Linked DNA regions of Mus musculus: region 2 is linked to region 1. A link is a loop called in an ENCODE intact Hi-C map of the cell type or tissue named here. Cell type or tissue: heart. All regions are shown on one strand. Links, peaks and the distances in the headings refer to the core of each region. The heading gives the core; the rest is flanking DNA.

Evidence for each region. Peaks named below come from ENCODE experiments on the same cell type or tissue, not always from the same donor. Only the 100,000 strongest peaks of a DNase experiment are listed, where the experiment ranks them.
Region 2: it touches region 1 in a loop (2.1-fold over the local background); 7 of 42 quality-filtered maps call a loop at or near these places.

Annotation. Positions count from the first base shown.
Region 1 is chr12:105,557,541-105,568,264 of GRCm38, forward strand. It overlaps Bdkrb2 (bradykinin receptor, beta 2), which reads left to right and starts at 5,632. Exons shown (of 3, transcript NM_009747.2): 1 at 5,632-5,708. In heart, for the core only: no CTCF peak of the experiment used is centred there; DNase peaks (open chromatin) are centred at 4,751, 5,091 and 5,551; H3K4me3 peaks cover 2,192 bases; H3K27ac peaks cover 3,899 bases; H3K27me3 peaks cover 4,268 bases.
Region 2 is chr12:105,506,381-105,517,104 of GRCm38, forward strand. AU015791 (expressed sequence AU015791) reads left to right here and starts at 7,053. Exons shown (of 5, transcript NR_102381.1): 1 at 7,053-7,187; 2 at 7,312-7,391; 3 at 7,646-7,751; 4 at 7,925-8,077; 5 at 8,371-8,869. It overlaps Gm40565 (a long non-coding RNA gene), which reads right to left. Exons shown (of 3, transcript XR_872958.2): 2 at 9,877-10,038; 3 at 8,032-8,238. In heart, for the core only: no CTCF peak of the experiment used is centred there; no DNase peak of the experiment used is centred there; H3K27ac peaks cover 625 bases; H3K27me3 peaks cover 2,629 bases.

The sequences.
Region 1 (10,724 bases), core at 882-8,881:
GGTCTACCATCCTCAGAGGGGCATGCCTGCATCCTCCTCCCAGAGAAGCAGAAGAGGTAGACAGAGGACAGATAGATCTTCAACACCTGTCCTCTCTTACCCCTGCACCAAGAATTGCTAGAACCTCACTTGTTTCGAGTTTATTCATTTACAATCCATTCCTAAGCCTGGGCAAGGGGCCCACATATCATCTTCCCAGTGTTAAGGCAGAGGGCCTGGGCAAGGAGCCCAGTGTATCTGTTGGGTGCACAGGAATCCCTAACTATGAGGCATAACTGCTTCAGGGGCAAGAACAGACTTGTGTACACATCTCAGTCTTTAAGTATAAAAGGAACAGAGGTCAGAGGTGGGGTGTACCTTCCAAACTTTGGCAATTTCACCCCTTCTCCCTGGTGTCACCCATCAGTACCTCAGGTGTAAGTATAACTTACCTCCCTGGAGGATTCGTCCAGATCTCAAATAGAAGTGGGGGTACTTGACTCAAGGGGCTCAAAGTGAGTCTGAGGTTGGGGGTGCCCTAACCTGACCTATGCTTTCTATCCTCACCAGAACCTGCGTTAGACTCTGAGAGAAGATGCACTTCCTGTAACATCAATGGCCAGAGACCCTGTCTCAGGCCTCCTGCTCAGGTGCCTGCCCAGCACTGGACACCCACTTATGCTAAGTACAGCTCATACTAAGTACAGAGATAGAAGAGAGAAGATCTGTTCTTGGGTGTCTTTAGTTCCAGGGCAGAACACAGTACAGAGCTGGAGGAATGCTCCGGGCCGAGAAGGGAAAAACAGGTGAACTTGGCCTCCATGTCACGTACTACGTATCAGGTCCCTCACTCAAAAAACATGGCTGATGGAGGAGGGGGTGTCATGGTATGGAAAACAGCAAAGGGTTGAAGGCTACGGCTCAATGGGTGGTAGAACCCTTGCCTATTGTGCATAAGGTCTTGGGGTCAAACTCTGAGAAAGGAAGAGAAGGACTAAGCAACAGAAAGGGGAGAGCCAGTGAACAACTGGGCACAACGCTCGCCAAACAAGATCCAGATTTGAGCCTCATCACGGCATTTCATTAAATCAGCACTAAAACCAGAAGAAATAGAAGAAATTCACAGTGTAAGACAGCATGTGTAACATGATGGACGTATAATATCATGCATGTTGCTTAAGAAGCCAGTTATAACACACACACACCTAAATGCAAAGACACACACACTATGGTCCCCCACAGTCTCATGTGTTTGACTGCTTGGTCTGAGGGGGTGGCACTATTAGGAGGTGTGACCATACTAGAGGAGGTGTGGCTTTGTTAGGGAAAGTGTGTCACTGTGGAGGCGGGGCTTTGAGGTCTTAAATGTTCAAGCTATGCCAAGCATGGAGCACATCCGATCCCTTTCTGGTGCCTTCAGATGAAGATGTAGAACTCTCAGCTCCTCCTGCACCATGCCTGTCTGGATGCTGCCATGCTTCCCACCATGATGATAATGGACTGAACCTCTGAAACTGTAAGCCAGCCCAGTGAAATGTTTGGGTTTTTTGTTTTTGTTTTTGTTTCTAATAAAAGTTTCCATGGTCATGGTGTCTCTTCACAGAAATGGGAACCCTAACTAAGCCATTGAAATTTTTTTCAATTTTTATCTTATGGTAGAGCTCAAACAATAGAGAACTACACACATTATGTCTACTCTCAGGTTTTGAGTGAGTAGGTGTGTGCATGCAGGTAGGCCTGAGGTCAATCATCACTGCTATTTTCTGAAAGGCAGAGTCCATCTTTTCTTTTTTTCAGACAAGTTTTCTCACTGGCCTGGAACTCACCAAGTAGGTTAGCCTGGCTAGTCTTGGAGCCCCGGGGACCCCCACCTTTCCCCTCCTTTCCAGTGCAGGGATTAAAACACAGGCCATGACAACAGCATCCATCTCTTTCACACGCATCCTGGGTACCAAGCTCTGGTCCTTAAGCTTGTGAGACAAGTGCTTTACCCACTGAGCTGTCTCCCAGCCTCTCTCAGCCTTCATTTCCTCATCCAGCTTCCTTCACTGCTGTGTAAAGATAGTGGAATAGTGTAATCACATGCTTAAAGAAGGCCTGGTCCGGAGAGTGCCCATCTCCATGAACAAGGACCAACTCTGTGTCCCATAATGCCCCTTCAGGGTTGGGCAGGAGATCCCTGTTGAGTATCCAGGCCCAGAGAACCAACTGTGGGGGTTGCTGAATGTGTTACAAGGTGGCAATCAGACAAATTGATAGCTTAAACCCTAAGATCCAAAGTCAGGACCGACCTTTGCATTCCGACACAGATGTGTGGGTCTGATGCAACTTGCCACAAATTAGAATCACCAGAGTCGAGAACCTCAGTGGAGAGTTGGTCCCAATTGCCTTAATTAATGTGGGAAGAAACTCCCCCCAAATGGGTAGCAACTACTGGGCAGTCCAGATTAAAAGAGGAGTGTAGGGGGACATGGGCAGAGAAGACCCTCTTCTTGATTGGCCTCCCTCGTGCCTCTGGGATAATTTACCCTGTTGCTGCTGATTCCTTCAATGATATCAGACCCAGAATAGAATTTCCAGGCTTCCATAGTAGACTGAGTCCAGAGGCTCTTCAAGAACCATCTGGGTTTTCAGTACCAGATTGGAACTGCTAAGGTGCCCGGTCTTAAGGAGCAAAAACTACTCAGTTCTCAGGCTCTCAAGTGTGTGAGAGAGCTGTTCTTACTATTTCAACATAAGCTGATTTAATAAATTCTTTCAATACATGTACATATGTAGATAGACAGCTAAGTAGAAGATATGTGTACATATATGTAGATATGTAGATGGACAGACAGGTAGAAGAGATGGATAGATAGATAGATAGATAGATAGATAGATAGATAGATAGATAGATAGATAGATAGATAGATATCCAGTCACAGCTTTCTGGTCAAAACCAACCATTGATTTCTGGACAAAATCACAGGCCAGTTCTTGAAGCTTTGGGGACGTCTTTCTTTCCCACCAACACAGAGAATGTTCTGGAACATTGCAGCAGAGAGGTGGACGTTCACAAATGTATTGGTATCCTGCTCTATGCGGTTCTGTTTTACTTGGCCTCTCCTTCACACAGTTAGGTTGGGTGGGGGGACTCTTCCCTTCTTCATTCCAGTTATGGGGTGCCCACTTGGCATGGGTGATAAATAGCAGTAAAAGATGGGGCTCCCTGCTTGTGGATCTTAGCCCACCAAGAAAAACCCCATGGCTGGTGCAGGAGATGCAGGAGTTGGTGGACACACACGGGACATGGTACCTGGACAAACATATTGGATGTCCCCAAACAGCCTTCCAGAAACCAGGGACTACCATCCAGGGCAGAGATCACAGCCAGTGCAAAAGCCCACAGTTGGATGTGATCCTGACACACTTGGGAGCTGAGAGGGCATCTTGGGGCTAAGGCACAGAGGACTGAGGTGGCTGGAAACTGTACTAGAGGAGAGTGGGGCACAGGGGAACCTTTGTATGTTGTGTGAAGGACCCCAGCTAGGTGAGGAGGCTACAGGAGTGTCACAGGAACACCTGGCCCCCTCCATTGCCCTCTCTGAATATAGTGGAGGGCTGAAGGCTGGAGCCCTGCCCAGACTGAGCTTCCCTCTGCAGCCCCCGCACAAGCACACACAGTGCAGAGGACGTCAGAGGCAGCCACCTCAGAGAGCTTTCAGAAAGAGCTGAGCCAGATTTGCTCAGAGCAAAAGCAAGGCGAGAAAAGCAGACAAAGCCAGAGAGGACCAGTTACCAGCTCGTAAGGAGGAGCGCTTTGAAATGACTGCACAGCCTGCTCTGCCCTCAGGGACTGGCCGGACGTACGCCCATCCCTCCTTTTCTGCTGCCTATGAATGCCTGAGATGAACAGGTGGCTAGATGAACCAGTGGGTGTAAGAGAGAAAGGAGAGGGTGACAGTGGAGAAAGGAGAGAGGAGAGAGAAGTGGGGAGGAAGGAGGGAGAGGAGGAGGAAGAGAGGAAGGAGGCAGGGAGTGGCATAAAGACATAGGTGGCTAGCTGGAGGAACAGTTCATTATTAGTGTCAATAAACAGGGGTGTGGGTGTCTATAAGTTTTCTAGATTCGTCTGACAGCTGGACACAACAACATAACTCCAGGTGACTTACAAGAGAAGACTTCTTCCAGTGCCACACTAGCGTTCACGACAGCAAGTCAGACCAGTAGGGGCAGCTTCTGTCGGGGTGACAGATGGGGCTAGCTAACCTGGGAATTATCAACTCTGATGTTCTCGTGGTATAGGACTCTTCCGAGCTGCTGAGGATCTGGCTTCGAGGTGAAAAGGTCAAGTGCTTCCCATCAGAAAACCCAGCAAGAAAAGAGTTTGGAACGTGAACGGAGTCTGTCACTCCAGACCAACCAGCACTCTACAGAATGAGGGCAAGATAGTGGGGCTTTGGGGGAGGGGGGGCATTGTTCTTGGTTTTGAGTCTGCTTCCCAATATGGAGAGCTAAGCAGACCTCTGACTCTAGACCCTGCAGCCTTGGTTTCTGTGAATCACCACTCAGCTTCTGTCTGCTCTGCAAAGCTCATGAAGGACCCTTCCCTTGTGACCCTTCAGGGCTGTGGTGGTTTCCCCTGCACGAGTGGGTAGGCACACAGCATCATCTTAGCCAGATCACAGGCTCACTCACCCAAGTGGACCAGAGGTCCCATGCCTCGGAAGCTCCCTGTGGTCAGACAGGCCAGAGGTGCAGATGGGGCAATGGGACACTCAGGTCACAAGAGCTTTGACTCATTTCAGTCAGTCTGAAGCCAAGACAGGGTTGGATTCACGACCTCTGCCGCTGCCCCATCCCTATTTGGTCAGGGACAGGGGGACAGCTGCTGGAGCTCTGTCTGTGTGCATTCCTGGAACCCTAGGCTCTCTCTGGACTGGTCTCTGATCTTCCCTGCATCCTCCTCTCATCTGGAGAGGAAAGCGCAATGGGTCTTTAGCAGATCTTCAAAGAAAATGAAAAAAGACAGAGCTTAGAAGGAGAGGAAGAAACTGCTTCTAAATTCCCCAGAGGAAGTCCCGTATCTGGCAGGGGCCAGCACACAGCTCACTCAAGGACTTGGCCAGCAGTGTGTCCCTTGTCTGAGTTGTATCCTAGTTTCTGCCTCAGCACCCCTGGGAGTTGTGCACGGCCAAAGCAAAATAAAAAACACGTTCAGAAACCCTCCATCCCAACTGGCTGCCTTCTATTTACATCCTCTGTAAATGCCCACTGTTTGCACCTAAAACTCAGGAGCAAAACAATCACTTCAGGAGACCCTGTCACGGTAAACAGTGTTGTGTTAAACACAGGCATTCACGTGGTCTCCGTGGCTGTTCGAGCTGCAGGGGAAACATTTACCAGCCTAGGCTCCGGGACCCGACCATGGTCTGCACCCACGGGGGACAACCTGTGGCCATCCTGATTTGGCCTCCGCAGCTAGGAGGTCCAAAAGCACCACCGCTAAGAACTGCTGCTGATCCCGGAGGGAGCCTGGAGCTGATCTGGACTAGAGGTGGAGGGGGGAGGTGCCCAGGAGAGTGATGACATCACCGGCCAGCCCTTGAAAGATGAGCTGTTCCCCGTGCCACTCCAGCTTCGCTCCTCAGGGGAGTGGATAGTAGGGCTGTTGGGAAGGCGTGTCAGGCAGCCGCTGAACCTGGACCGAGGGACTCCCTACAACACAGAACCGGCTCGCTTGAGAAAAGGTGAGTTTCCGGCATGGGCTCGTTAATGGAGAGCGCAACTATCCCAGCTGAAATTGAGTCTCGGGGAACTGGAGGAAGATTCCTTCCTCCCCTAGGTCTGAGAAATGAAGCGAGGAAGGATTACAGATGCTTACAGGCAGGGGGTTTGCCTTGCCTGTTCCAGCTCATCTTTTCCCTGTGAGCGACCAGTGGTTTGAGTTTTATAGGTTTCATGTAGACACCATGGGCTAAAGGAGTGAGCGCCAGGCAGCAGGACAGGTGTCCAGAGTCCGGCTTTTTATTCACTGAGCCACTGATGGTATTTTGTGACCCCCGGAGAGTCGCTGTCACGTCTCTAGGCCTTGTTTTCTCTGTCTGCAAAGTGTTTGGCGGAGATTAATACAGAAAGGAGACTTTGTCTGTTGCGCCTCATCTGGGCCAGTGGTGGCAGCTTTAATCCACAAATACTTAGTGTCCCCTGCCCTGTTCTTCCATCAAGGTAGTGCTTATGGGTGAGCTTGGTGTGTTGTCTTGGGTTCAAATCGCAGCTCCGCTTTTACCCCATGGGTAACATAGTTGGCGAAGATTTTATATCTCGGGACCAGGGCCACAAAGAAGACTCGGCGGCTCCTTTTAATGCAGACAGAAATGCGATCTCCCCACGGCGGCGCGGCGCGCCACGTGTGCAATTTGCGTTACCCAGGTTGCTGGTTGGTAGCTCCGTGGCCTCTGTGTTGGGTGCAGCAGTGATGCTCGCGGGTTAGGCAGGTTAGAATGCGCCTTCCTGAGTCACAGGCTGCCTGTGGCTCTCTCCAGCCCTCCACAGGAAGCAGGAGCTCTGCCGAGTGTGGGTGTGGTGCCATGCCAGACACAACTCCTGGCCCTTCTGTGTCAGAGAAGGGCTTGTAGAGAATCTGGTCCCCCGCTGTGCCCTAACAGCAGTGTGGGTGTTGGGAACACCCCCACAGTTGTGAGACTCGGGAGCGGAGTTTGCTGTTTTCCTCCGCTTGGATCGGGGCAGGGGCAGGCAGGAAAGGGGGGCTGGAGAAAATATTAAAAGTGGAAAAACTCCTGTGCTTGCCTGGCAGTGGACCCTAGGAGTCCATGACAGCTCTATCCTGAACTTGCGCACTGCCGCTTGATGTGTTAGGGGGGAAAGAAAAATCCCCTGTAATCACACCCTGCAAGGCCCCCAGCACAGATGGGGAAACTGAGTCTGGAGAAGGTCACAACTTCACCAAGTCCTTCTTACATTGCCAAGGGACTCCCATAACTTCATGGGAGGCGGGCTGTGTCACCTTTAAAAAAATGAAAAGATGGATTGACTGAGCCTGTGTAAGGATGCTGCTCCAAGCAAACGGGATCAAACCCAGAATAACTGGACCGTCTGACTTCTGCTAACACAGTGACTGGCTGGACAAGAATTTCAGGGTGTCTTAGAGTGACATTAGGGCTACCCTTCTCTGCTGCTCAGGTGTGGCCTGTAAGGGACCACATGGGTCGAGGGAGAGTCATATAGATTGCCAAGGGGGCTCGGCTTCCAGAATGAAGGTGGGACCCGCACCTCTATATCTCAATCATGGGATGGACAGTTGACTGCTTTAGAACTGGGCCCCATAGCCGCTATTTGCTGAATACATGAATAAAGGTTTGCTGAATGGACAGCTGCAGTGCTCACACTGAGAGCACTGAGAACACACGGCCTGATGTCAAGTTAAAGCAGCTGGTTTGGGAAGCTGACATTGTGAGCACCCCGTGACATGCTGGAGAAAGCGCATAAAGTCTATGATGATACACATAGGGTCAGGAGGGATGGGGTGGGTTAGATGAGAACCCTTTGAACTTTCCCCTTTCGTTTTCTGTGAACCTAGAGCTGTTCTCAGGGAAAGCTCGTGGATCAGGTGGGTCTGTGTTTTGCTTTAAGAAGTCAAAGGCCGTGGGTCAAGGCATAAGAACCCACTGACACCAGAGACTCTAGTGATCACTTGCAGCACGTGGTCCTTGGCCCAGGAATCCCCAACCATAAACAATTGCCTTGGTGTGCATGCTGGGGCCAGTGTGCATCTCAGGATCAGGAAGATGGTTGTTGCCCATGGTCTGGTCCATCACAGGAGGGCTCTAAGCCAGCGATCCTCTCCTCATGTGGTGGTAACCAGCTTCCCCAGAGCCACAGCATATGTACTGTTGTTATGAGCTGTATGAGTCAGCTCTCCTTGGCCGGAATGTCCTCGGCCCTTCACCTGCCCTCTGAGAAAGGGGTCACATGGTAAGCTTTCCTGATTTTCTGGGGAGCCTACACCCAAGACACACACCCAGAGCTGCATTCCACAGCAAACTGAACAATCCATCTCTCGATGATTCTGTCACCAAGGTGGGGTCTCTGAGACTCTGGAGGCCAAAAAAAAAAAAAAAAGTGGAACCCTAGAGACCCCACCACTTTGTCAGAGGTCACAGTGAGAGGGACAAGCGGGACATTGGGTCCAGACCTCAAGGGTGCCACGTACGGATCGAGAGACTCTGAGTCTCTGCTCACTTGCCTGTGATACGGACAAGTGTCCCCACTTCAGAGGAGCCCTGCACAGCTCCTTAGAGTACAGACTAGAGGGAACACCACTGAGAAGGAGATCCCCCCTCCTCTCTTCCTCTCCTCCCCTCCTATCTTCTCCCTTCCCCTTCTCCCCCTCCCCCTCCTTTTCTCCCTCTCCCCTCCTGTCTTCTCTTCTCCTCTCCCCTTCCCTCCTCTCTCCTTCTCTTCCCTCCCTTCCTCTCTTCCTCTCCCCTCCCTTTCTCCCCCTCCTCTCCCCTCCTCTCTTCTCCCCTCCCCTTCTTCCCCTCCCCTCCCTTCCCCTCCTCTCCCTTCCTCTCTTCTCCCCTCCCCTCTTCTCTCCCTCCCCTCTTCTCCTCTCCCCTCCCCTTCTCTCCCTCCCCTCCCCTCTTCTCTTCTCCTCTCCCCTCCTCTCTTCCTCCCCCCTCCTCTCCCCTTCCTCCTCTCTCCTCCTTTTCTCTCCTCTCTTCTTTTCACTGTTTTTCTGAAGGTAAGCTAGAATAGAATCCCTCCTCCCCCACCACCCTGCCTAGGGCAAGCCATTAGCTCTCAGAGCCTTGGCTCTTTCCACTATAAATAGCACCTGGATCAGAAACTACCTAAAAATTCAAATTGGAAACCCCCATGAGAGTCTGGAGCACTCAGGGACAGCCCTAGTCTCCCACAGCAGTGCCTCTGGAAGGCCAGTCACAAAGAAGGTGAGGAAGGAAAAGGTGCTGCAGCTACACAGTTGAAGAACAACCAGGGGACAGGGCTTCTGGCTCCTGCAGCACCCTACGGGAATTATAACATGCTAGTGAAGCATGGGACCTCGACACACCAAGATGTTAGCATGAGAGATGCATTTCCACTCTTCTGACTCGACTATCAATCAGTCTTGTGATGTATTCCATAAAGAAGCATTCATCTGTCTTTTTTTTTTTTTTTAAATGAGGGCCAGGGCTATACCTTATCTGGCAGAAGTAAAGTCCTGGATTTCTTTCCTAGCACCTCAAAAAATGAGGTGGTGTGGTGGTTGGCTGTTTTTCAACTTGACACAAACTAGCATTATCTGAAAAGAGGAAACTCAGTTGAGGAAATGCCTCCTGCGGGCAAGCCTGTGGGACATTGTCTTAATTGACAGGGAAGGACCCAGCCCCCTGCGGTCAGTGTCCTCTCTGGGCAAGCGGTCTTGGGTTGTATAAGAAAGCAAATGGAGCCAGCCAGGAGGAGCAAGGCAGTCGGCAGCTTTTTCTCCATGTTTCCTGCTGACAGTTCTTGCTTTGGCTTTCCGCCATGGACTGTGTTCCAGGATTTGTAAGCCAAATAAACCCTTCCCTCCCCAGGCTGCTTTCTCACAGCAACAGAAAGCAAGCTGAGATGGAGGGTAGCTCAGTGGATGTATAGAGGTAAGGACGAGTAACTGGAAGTGCCTGTGTGTCCTTCTGCTTGGTCATGGGCATCTGCCTGTGAAACCAGGAGGCATCTGAAAAGGGAAGGAAAGAGACAGCCTGGTGGGCTTCAGGGAGGAGGGTAACAGGGCCGGATCACACCAGGAGGGAGGCTAAGGGTCAAGGTACTTCCTTTTATACCCTTTGAAACTATCATGGGCCTGCAAGTCCCTTTGCAGAAACTTAAATGAAACCTTAGAAGCAAAGCAAATAGAAACAGAAAAAGAAGACAAGTCAGGTGGGGCCTCCTCGCACCTGGAACCCCCAAATCCAGAAAGCTGAGGCAGGAGGATTGCCCCAGGTATGAGACCAGTCTGGGTGACCTTCTGAAGTCTATACCAGCAGCCTGGGTTCACCTATATCTCAGTAGATATAAGGTCTGGAAAGGTGGAATGGGGAAATCACACACCCAGGCCTGCGTCAGGTCGCCAGCCCAGCAGAACAGCAGTGGGGGCAGGGTGAGGTCAGGGGTGGGGTTTGAGGGATCTTCAGAGTCTTGTTGGGACTGTGTACAAAAATGGAATGACTGAGCACATACTGTGTGGTGCTTGGCTTGGAACTGAGCCCTGGAGAGGGAGAAGTTTTGTTTTGCTTTGTTTTGTTTTGTTTTGTTTTGTTTTGTTTTGTTTTGTTTTGTAACCACCTCCACTAAATAGATTCGGATGTATGGGATCAGTTCCTTGAAACAGCCTCTGCTTACATGGACTAAGATTCTGAGGAGGGATTTGTCCTTCTGGGGTGGGGGTGGGGGAGGAAGAAACAACTTCCTAAGTATTCCAGCCAAATAGAAAATGCATTATAATCTAAATAATCTACTAAGCGGGGGGGGGGGGGGAGCACACTATCGAAAAGATGCTTATGACTAAATGCTCCCAATTAAAGTCTAAGCTATGGCCCTAAAGCTGGTTGGAACCTGAGAGAAAGAGAGAGAGAGATGCTTAATGAATGCTTGGAATGGTTCCTCAGAAAAGATAAACAGTTTGTAACTACCGGGGACTAAAATCTCATGTAACTTCTTCACCCAAAGGGGAAAATGTAAGAGAGAGTTGGGGAGGAAATGAG
Region 2 (10,724 bases), core at 1,569-9,568, 50 kb before region 1:
CAAAACAAAAAAAGCCACGCTGTTCTAGCTCCAATAGGGCTAGCCAGGTCATTTTGTGTGCTAACTGTCCCCCACCCCCACCCCCATACACCCAGGGAGGGGGTGGCAAGGCTTAGGGTTTGATCCATGTTAGGGTGGGGATATGCTACACAATTCACACAAGGGGCTGAGGAAAACCAGCATGCTATCTCATACCGGTGGCTTTGTAGCTTTATCAGAGTCTTTAGGGTAAGGAAGATGTCTGGTGGTAGCTGGATCAAAGAAACTCAAAGGCTGACTGAAGACTTGTCATTCCCAACGTCTCTGCAATTAGGTCATAATGTCTTTGATAAAAGACTTGGTCAGCACTCAAGAAGCAAGAGCTGGTGGATCTCTGTGAGTCTGAGGTCAACCTGGTTTACAGAGCAAGTTCCAAGCCAGCCAGGCCTATAAGACCTTGTCTCCAAAAAAGAAGAAAAGCAGGGGTGAGCTAGCTGGGTTTAATGGCTCAACCATTAAAGTGTGAGATGCATCAGACTGGGGCCTGAACTCAGATCTGGAGCCACGTAAGCCAATCTTGGTTGCCAAACCCTGTGAGGTGGCAAACCCTTGGTTGCCAGCCTGGGAGGTGGAGACAAAAGCTCTCTGGGGCTTGCTGGGCAGCTGGTCTAACAGAATAGGAGAGGTCCGAGTCCCAGCAGAAACCCTGCCTCCAAATATAAGTTGGAGAGTAACGAAAGAAAACACCAAGGGTGACCTCTGACCTCTACACACACACACACACACACACATGCATGTACACCTACATACACATCACACACACACACACACGTACGCCTGCATACACACCACACACACTACATACACATGCATGTACACTTGCATACACATCACACAAACATTACACACACATACACGTACATCTGCATACATATCACACCTATACACACACACACATCCCCCCAATAATTATATGTACATGTTCTACCCAGATATACATGTAACCAGGTGGAAGCAGTGGGGAAAATATGTCACAGAGACCAAACTCGGGTAAAAAAAGAAGTCAGAACCAAATGAAACTCAAATTTGCTATTGTAGTCAGCCAGGCAGAAATGAAACTGTTCTAAAGAGATTTCTGAGTCCGTCAGTCTGAATATCAGACTACTGAAACAGTGAACGAACCCCAAAGAAATGGGACTCACCCCAAGAATCTCATGGTGGGGAAATGAAAAGGCCCAGGGCTGGGGGGAGCTTGTCTTCTGTAAGGCACAGCACAGGGTTCTAAGAGCACGTCAGACGCCCTCCCAGGGAGAGGGCAGCTCAGTGGTGGATGGGACCACACCTGGGCAGGAGTTTCCTAAGTGTGCTTCCCCCTCTTCATGTCACTCTTGACTGGCTTATTGAGAAGTGGTGGCCAGACCCAGGTTGTGAGTTCCAAGTTTGAAATAGCACAACCCTGTCACCACAAGACTCAGCGAACAGAAAGGACAGAAAGATTGTAAGGGTCAAAAAGGACTCCTAACAAACGGTACCTTCTGGCCACCACAGCACCCTCAGCAGCTGTGTGAGATCAAGCCAGTCGACATGCCAGCTCTGGTGGGGGAGGGGCACAAGGTTCCCCATCCCTAGGTGAAAAATCTGTTGGTAGCTGCTGGCTTACAGAAGAAAGAGTCCGTTTCTTCATGGGCGTGGCCCTGGGATGCGTCAATCACGCTCCAGTGAGTGGCCCCACACCCATTCACCTACCGACATCCCTAACTGGACTTATTAAATCTTTTTTTTTTTAAATCACTGAAAGTGGGAGGGAGCCATGGAAGGATCCAGGAAGAGTTGCAGAGGAAGTGGGAGTGGATATAATAAAATCTTTTATATTCAGTTATGAGATTCTCAAATGACTAATAAAGTGTAACAAATACCATCTATAAAAAGTCAGAACAACATGAAATAATTATACTACATAAGAGTCAATAAACACACTGAGAGGTAGGAATCTTCACTCTGGGTGAAGAAAATTTTAATGATGCATGGAATCTCACAGAATTATAAAATAAACGAAAACAAACGTGCCTGCGATGCCCAGAAGGCTCAAAGGAAACATCTTACTTGCTCAGGGAAGACTCAACAAATGGAGGCAGAAACTGTATCAAATTAGTACAAAAGGAGAGAAGAAGACAGGAAGGGAGGATTCTTCCCCCAAGAGTTTTGGAGGAAGCAAGGCTAGCCACGGCCTGGTTTGGGGACCTCTGACAATGTAAGTGAACAGTCTCCACGTTGACTTATGGAGTAAAGTCTTCAACCTCTCCACTTGTGACTGCTCCATGCCTGGGAACTCTCTACCTGGCTCTGGGTATGTAGGTGGAGAAAAGAAACACAGAAATGAAGTCCTTGCAGTGATGGGTCATAAAGGTGGTTAGTTGACAATGATTATTTTCTTTGTTTTTTTTTTTTTATTGGATAGTTTCTTTATTTACACTTCAAATGTTATCCCCTTTCCCAGTTCCCTTCCTCCTCCGGAAGAAGGCTCCTGTCCTACCCTCCCTCCCCCATCATTTTCTATACATATAACTTGACCATCTACTGATGCCCAGAGCAAATCTGCACACTGATAGAATGGATTGTTCATTGATTTTTTTTTTTACATAAAGAATGAAATCTTGGCTGAAAATTTGGTGCTGCGGGGTGCAGAGGATCATCAGCACCGTTCAGCGATGAGTCAGATTTTATTTTCATAATTATCGATACTGAAAGCATCTCTTCCCATAAACACCTAGTACAAAATGGCAGAAGAATAATTTGAGGACACACTGGAAACTCTATCCTAATCCTAAACATTTGAAGTTTGTTTTGATTTTTTTTTAAATAAAATTCAAGTTAGTGACTCAGAGAGTTATTTTTAAAACCAAGTATTCTAGCACAAAACAGTCTAAACGCAGACTAATGTGTTGCTGTTGTGCAGAGTTGTAGTGGTAGGGAAATCTCGGAAGTCTTTGGTTTCTGTGATTAAACCATTAGTTTCCCATAAGAGCCCAACATTTTGCTGCTGTGTAAACAATGTGATTTCCAGCATGCAGTAATCTCAGATAGGATCCAAGGCGTTGCAAGCAGAGATCGCTGGCGTTGCTCAGCGTGATGGAAGTCCCAGTATAGAGTGTGCATGTTGTGTGCTCAGGACCAAGGCTGCAGTGAGGTCACACTGTATCCCACTGCCAGCAATGCCGGGGATTCACTGCATGGTTGGTTTTGAATTCATTTGGGGTCCTTGGGTAGTCAGAGGCTTCATAGTGTTGCCAGTATCTTTGAAGCTCCCACATTCAGTTACAGGATACCCATAACGGGTCACATCCTGCAGTTTAAAGAGCAGGTGACAAAGGGCCACACAGTCGCCTGGTTTTCCACAGAGCTCCCTGTACAGTTCCACAAGGCATCTTTTCAAACAGTGGGGTTGTAGAAATATTTAGTCTCAACCAAGGGCTTCTACCCTGCCTTTGATTATGCAATTCCCAGTTAAAAGACGTGCTCGACCTTTGATTTATAATAAGCCTTTATCAGCACTAAAGCTGGTCAGCTATCTACCTTCTATGCTATTAGAATCTACTTTCCTAAAGATAATCCCGAGTTATTTCTTACTATGTTCCAACTGGGCTGCTCTTAACTCCAATTGGTCAGCCCTCACAGCCATGATTTTAAGATTCTAACCTCATGGCTTCTTCTCTCTCTACTTTCCTCTCTCTCATGGTCTCCTCCAACCATAAGCCCAGGAACCCCATCTATACCCCTTCTGTCCAGCTATTGGCTGTCAGCATCTCTGTTTAACCAATAGTTTTAAATTAGGAAGCAAGGTCCCATTCTACGGGTAGATTCTCTCATTCCTAGGAGCAGCTGGGCCTTGTGGGGCCAGTATTAGTTATTACAATACATATCACAAGATCGAAACCAACAGGTGGTGTAGCGACTCATTAGCTAAGACAAGAAAATCAACCCTTAGCCATCTGGAGTGTAAATAAATTCACTTTAAATGAATCATGGAACTAAAAGCTAAGATCATAAAACTTCAGACGAGATCAGGAGATAACTCTTGATGAGCCTTCATAGGTAAAATGTAAGGCAAAAAACAAAAACAAAAAACAAAAAAAGCACTAAACATAAAAGAAAAATTGAATTGGATTTTATACGTATCCAAATTTTCAGCTCTCCAAAATATATATAAAGATCTGGAGAGATGGCTCAGCAGATAAGCCTCATGACCTGAGTTTAATTTCTTCAATCTGCACAGTAGAAAGAGAGAGCTGACTCCCCAGAGCTGTCCTCTGAAATCCATGTGCATGCCACGGCATAAGTACACACACACACACACACACACACACACACACACACACACACCACAACTAATGACAAAACAAACCTTCAGAGGGTCATCACGAAGTGTGTACTTAGGCAACTCCCTGCGATGTAAGTGGCTTGCCAAGAGTATACAATGAGTCTTTACTGTTGCTGTCTCATTCCAGGGATACCTCTATGTTTCAAAGCAGGCTTCAGATTGTGACCTGCAGCTGCCCCATTCCACCCAGGAGGTCTCAAAACCCTGCTAGATAATCAGTCCACTGCACAAATTCTTTCTGGGGAAATGTGCTGACCCAGCAATTGATGGGCAGTAGCTAATCTCAGATTCTGAGAGGGAGGGGAAATGGGTATCCCTTTTTGATAGGCAGGACAGTGAAGGCCATGACAAATATGGAGTGTCTAAATTGAGGTAGAGGACTGTGATCATTTCTGCAATCTATTCTTTATCTTCCTCCACCTCCCATTTTATGACAAGGTCCAGAGAAGTTGAGTAACTCCCCTAAGGCCACTGTGGTGGTTTGAATAGGACCGACCCCGTAGACTCACATGCTTAAATGCTTGGCCCACAGGAAATGGTACTATTGGGAGGTGTGGCCTTGCTGGAGTGGGTGTGGCCTTGGTGGGGGAAGTGCGTCACTGTGGGGGCGGGCTTTGAGGGCTGAGGCTTTATATGCTGAAGCCACGCCCAGTGTACATAGACTCACAGTTGCTCCTCTTGCCTGCAGATCCAGATGTGGATAGAACTCTCAGCTCCTTTCTCCAGCACCATGTCTGCCTACATACCACCAAGCCAGCACCAGTTAAGATACTGGAATATATCTCAGAAACTGTGAGCCAGGCCCAATTAAATGCTCTCGTTGATAAGAGTTGCCACGGTCATGGTGTCTCTTCACGGCACTAGAAACCTTAAGACAGCCACGCAGCCAGCAAACGGCACAGTCTGCCGGGCTCCAATTTCAAGCAGTTTTCACAACAAAACCTCGATTTTCATCTTCAGGCATTTCCAAAGTCTTACGATATGTGATTTACTCTTCCCCCCTGCAATTTTATAGCCTGAGAAGATGAGCTCATGATGAGACAGGAAGTCCTCACGCAGCAGATGCTTCTGAGGCAATTCCAAATGTGACATAATTTCTAAACAGACTCGAAGTCCATGTCCGTTGGGCAGTGTGGGAGGGCTGAGACTGTCTCCAGGATATATTACCTACCCTCTGATCCACAGCGGGTCAGGAAACAAAGAGCAGAAAAAACGCCCACACAGGCCATTCCCGAAGAGCTAAGGCAATGCGGGCTCTCTTTCCTGGATTCATCCAGGACATATGTGGTGGTCGTGGCAGTTTCACAAGAAAGAGAAGGGGAGACGCCCTCTCTACACATGCTGAACATTCAGGCAACCAGTTCCTGTATTGCAATCCCAGATACAACTGGATCCATGGAAACCCCCTCCTCCACCATATTTAGAAACTTTATCAGACTGTTGCCAAAACAAGTCAACTTGGAGCTGTGACAGATGCGGTGCACCCGGCTACCAAGGAAGCTTTCTTGTTTCTGAGATCTCAGCAAGGGGTAGGCAAAGCAGTCGGGCAGTGCTCACTCAAAGCAGTGACCAGTTGGGTGGTGATTGCCCAGCCTGGAAGTGGGTGTGGCTAAGGTGTGGGCGTGGGAAATGAGGAGCCTGGAAATGTCCACATATACATTGACAAAGGGAGGAAGTGACCACACAGGCCAGAAGGGGCTGCCGCTGGGAGCTCATGTCTGTAACTAAAGCTATACAATGTTGCACCTCCAAACTTGAATGAGTCTTGTGTCTCTCATCCCTAAGTAAATGGAGTGGGTCTTACACTGTCCAATCACAGCGCTCCCCTGAAGGGCTAGGGTACCCTCCACCCGTCTGTGGGAAGAGCCTGACCTTGGGTGGGATATTTGAATCCCAGTACCAGGTAACTGTGGCACTCGGAAATGGAAACTGTGGGCACGCAGGTGCTCAGGGACTCTTGGCTTCTCTCAGTTGCACAGCCACAGTCTTCGTTGTAGATGTGGTGACTGGTTTCAAGGGTGATGGGTTTCTTAGTGTGCCTCTTCTGCAGTTCCATGTGAGCACAGTCTCTGACCCCTGCTACTGGAGATGGCTCACAGAAGCCAAACCTACTCCATCTGGGGACCGGACTCTATCTTTAAAAAAAAGAAAAAAGCCTGAAGGGCTGGAGAGATGGCTTAGTGATTAAGAGCACTGATTGCTCTTCCAAAGGTCCTGAGTTCAAATCCCAGCAACCACATCGTGGCTCACAACCATCCATAATGAGATCTGACACCCTCTTCTGGTGTGTCTAAAGACAGCTAGTGTACTTACATATAATAAATAAATCCTTGGACCAGAGTGAGCAGAGGTCCTGAGTTCAATTTAAAAAAAAAAAAAAAGCCCTAGAAATTGACCTGCAGCTAAACCCAAGCTGTAACCAAGCACAGGAAAGACCCTGTGCTTTGTCCTTGGCCCATACCCCAGAGTTACTCCCTAGCTATTTCCTCGAAAGAGTCAATCAGAGATTAGTCTGATTGTTTCAGATGTACTTACAGACCATTTGTGATTGTTCACGGTTTTGCTTCAGAGCACCCACCTGTTGGCTTACAATAGTCATAAAATTAGACACTTGCTAGGCTGATCTCCTCCCTCTTGCTGGTCATTTCCTATAAAGCCTTGTCCCGCTGAGAGCTCAGGGCTGCACCCTCCTGTTCTGCTGCATCAGAGAGGGTGATATAACCCAAGCTCACACTTGTAACTAAAGACCCTAGTGTGATTGCATCGGAGTCGGCTTCCTGGTGATCTTTTGGGGTTCACGGACACCTTCTGGGACAGCAGCTCCTGTTCGGTTTGGCTTCCCTGTTACTTGGATAAAACCCTGACCAGAAGCAACTTGGGGTTGGGTGTGGGGAGTGGCTGTTTTGTTTTGTTTTGTTTTGTTTTGTTTTGTTTTGTTTTTCTTCATCTTACAGCTCCAAATGGTAGTCATCACTGAAGGAAGCCAAGACAGGAATCTGGAGGCAGGACCTGAAGCAGAGGACCCTCAGCGGAGGTTCCTATCCTGGGTAACAAGTGGACACCAACTAGACAGAATATTCCCCAGCCCTGCTGTGACGGGTAGTCACTGTGGACAAGACTGGTGTCTGGTACCAAGGGAAAGGTGGGGCAGCAGACTAAAGCTGGAGTTCAGGGCAGGCTCGGGGTCTTGGTCACACACCATCATATAAGGAAGAAGCTCAGAGCAGGGTTCTAAGGTGACATGTGACATGTTCAGGTGCTGTGTGCTATGTTCCCTGGGCTTTCCAGGTTACACAGAAAACTTGCTGTTTGAATGCAGATCCTGGGGTTCCACGAAGGCACTGTGCCTTTGGTTATACGTGAGCCTCAGTTTCCTCTTGCCAAGGAGGGTGGGGTGAGTATCAAATAGGCGCTGGGTCCCATGTGTCCCTCAGGTCCAGTGCACAGCGTGGCTGCTGCTTCTCCTTATAGACTGTGAAATGTAAGATACCCCAAGTCCACATATTGTTGGACTTTCTTTCTTCAAGTTGGTGTGGTGTTCTGAGAGCACACATTTCTCTGCAACAGCCACGCCCCAAACTGGAATTCCCAAGGATGCATCACACTGAGCAGGACGGTTCACTCAGCCCCAAGCGTGGTCGCCCATAAAACTTGACACGGACACGGTGCCCCTGGCAGGTTTTATTTATAATCTGCCTGTGATCTGCTTCGGGAATACAAGTGAGTCTGTGTGGAGTGGCTCTCAGGTGTGGGGGTGGATGGAGTGGGCGGGGGTGTCACATAATTGTTGCTGCGTTTGCAGTATTTTCTCCCTATAATCTGGGAAGCTCTGCATGCTGGAATAATCTCGCAGGGAATATTCTGAGAAGGGACCTGTCTTCCTGTAATGAAAAGTTTTGGAATTATTAGTCCTAAGCAGCATCTTTGAGATTATCTGTGACCTTGGCCTCCCGATCAAATAGCAATTGGAAGAGCTCCTTCGACTGTCTCTCAGAGAGGCATTTTCTAATTAGTACTTGGAACCTTCCAGAACCAGAAGCACGCCATTTAAGTCTTCAACGCTCATTCCGTGGTCCTCAGATCCTCAGAGGAGGCTCTGTGTCCGCACCGGATCTGTCTCCTTTGAACCTACCTTTCTGGTCCCCATTCAGTCCTGTGCAGTCCAGAGAACCTGGCAGCTCTTCTGCAGCCAGATCTATCTTTGAACTGCTGTATCTCTTGTGGGTGAAAATGTGGGGCTCTGCTTCAGAGCAAAATTCAAAACAATCCAGGCTCTGGCAGGCTTTCTTCTTTCCACTGGTGTTTGTACTTAGTGTTTAATAAATATGGGGAGGGTCAAAATATGATGTCATTAGCACAAATTTGATTGAACATATCCGGGTTTTGTTTCTGGCCAGTGCTGGAAAGTGACTTGTGATCGCATGCTTCCTAAGTACGTGCTCACTAAGCTGCACCCCCCACTCCCTGTATCAAATTAAAAAAAAATAAAAGTAAGGGCATTGTGTTTGTAAATGGAATGGCTGGAGCTATGCAAATTTGTCACTCAAGATGACAACACCCTTAAGGCTTGGTTCTCTTCAGCTGAGTCTCCTGGTAGTGCAGACAGCAGCGCACATCACACTCCCATGCAAAGACACTGGTGCCCACTCGCTGTGACCCCCCCCCATCTACTCTGGGCATCATCTTCCTTTGGTGCAGGAGGTGGAGGTGACCCCCTAGCCTGCCCTCCCACTTGCCTCTTCGGCAGTTTACCAGATTAGTAGCCATCTCAGACTTCAGGTCAGTCCAGATCCGTCCCCACAGCTTACAGGAGAAAAGTCTGTGCCCTTCTCCAAAGCCAGCACAGCAAGTCACACACAATCCAAGTTCAGCACCATCCAGCCCCACCCTCAGGCTGCTTCCGCTCCTGCTGGGGAGTCCTGACCACCACAACTGCTACAGCTCAGGCCTCAGATCCCCAGGACGTGGCTCAGGATGACAGTGGCTCAGGACTCAAAGGGGATCCTGGGCAAATCTGCTTCAGTAAAGAAGGATGCTAAAAGTGTGGGGGGGGTGTAAAGCTGACCCCAATATACAGCCACTGAGACTTCTCATAATCTTCTTCTAGAGCTAGGATCTTTGGGGATGATCCAAATTGAAACAAGGGTGTATGGATTTCACATCCCTAGTTAGCTAGTCACCAGCTGTGACTTCCCCCTGGGCACTGGGTGGAACAAAGTGGGTGACAGAAGATAGGCATTGCCCAGGGAAGGATGTCTGGGACCATGGTCAAAATGAAGTCCTGAAAGTGAAGGCTTTTATTCATGTTAATGAGCAAGATAAAAGAGATTTTTCTCAGTTGCAGGGAACCTTGGGGAGGCACCCTACTATCGACACAAGCTGGTCTAACCACATAGCTTATACCCAAGCCAAGACAGCTCTGGAGGGAATATGGGGAATTTTATTAACAATTGCTAGTGTAACAAGTTTCAGCGTCACTTCACAGATGGAGAAACTGAGGCACAGAAAAGGTAACTCACCTGCTTGTGAAAAGCAGTTGCCATATGGCTGAGCCAGTCTTCACACAGACAAACTTTCAAGACATCGTACAGGCAGAATCCTCAGAACAGGTAGGGATGGGTCGGTTGGAGACGGTGGAGATAGAAAGTGCCCAAGGTTAGGCATGAGCACTGCGAAGAGCCCTGATGAGATGTGGTGTACAAGAAAGCAGAGAAGAGAGAAGGAAGCACTGTTTCTGCTACTCTAACAGATCACTTGAGTCTGAGTAGTTTATAAAGAAAAGAGGTTGCTATGGTTTGAATAGGACCACTCTCCTCTGAAAACCTATCTTGAAATCTCATCTCCATTCTGAAGTTTTGTTTTGTTTTTTGTAAATCATGAGCCACCATGCCTGGATGAAACTCGATTTTCCTCCTTTCTTTCTTTCTTTCTTTCTTTCTTTCTTTCTTTCTTTCTTTCTTTCTTTCTTTCTTTCTTCCTTCCTTCCTTCCTTCCTTCCTTCCTTCCTTCCTTCCTTCCTTCCTAGATTGATTGGTTGATTGATTGATTTAATGTATATATGAGTACACTGTAGATGGTTGTGAGCCTTCATCTGGTTGTTGGGAATTGAATTTTAGGACCTCTGCTCACTCCAGTCAACTCTGCTTGCTCAGTCCCTGCTCGCTCTGGCCCAAAATTAACTTATTATTATAAATAAGTACACTGTGGCTGTCTCAGATGCACCAGAAGAGGACGTCAGATACTCTTACCTGCTGAGTCATCTCGCCAGCTCCCCATTATGAGGTTTTTAAGGGCAAACCGAGTCTCTACCCAGCTCTGGTGGCTAAGAGTGTGGCCTGGGTCTATCTGAGGCCAAACAAGGAGGGCC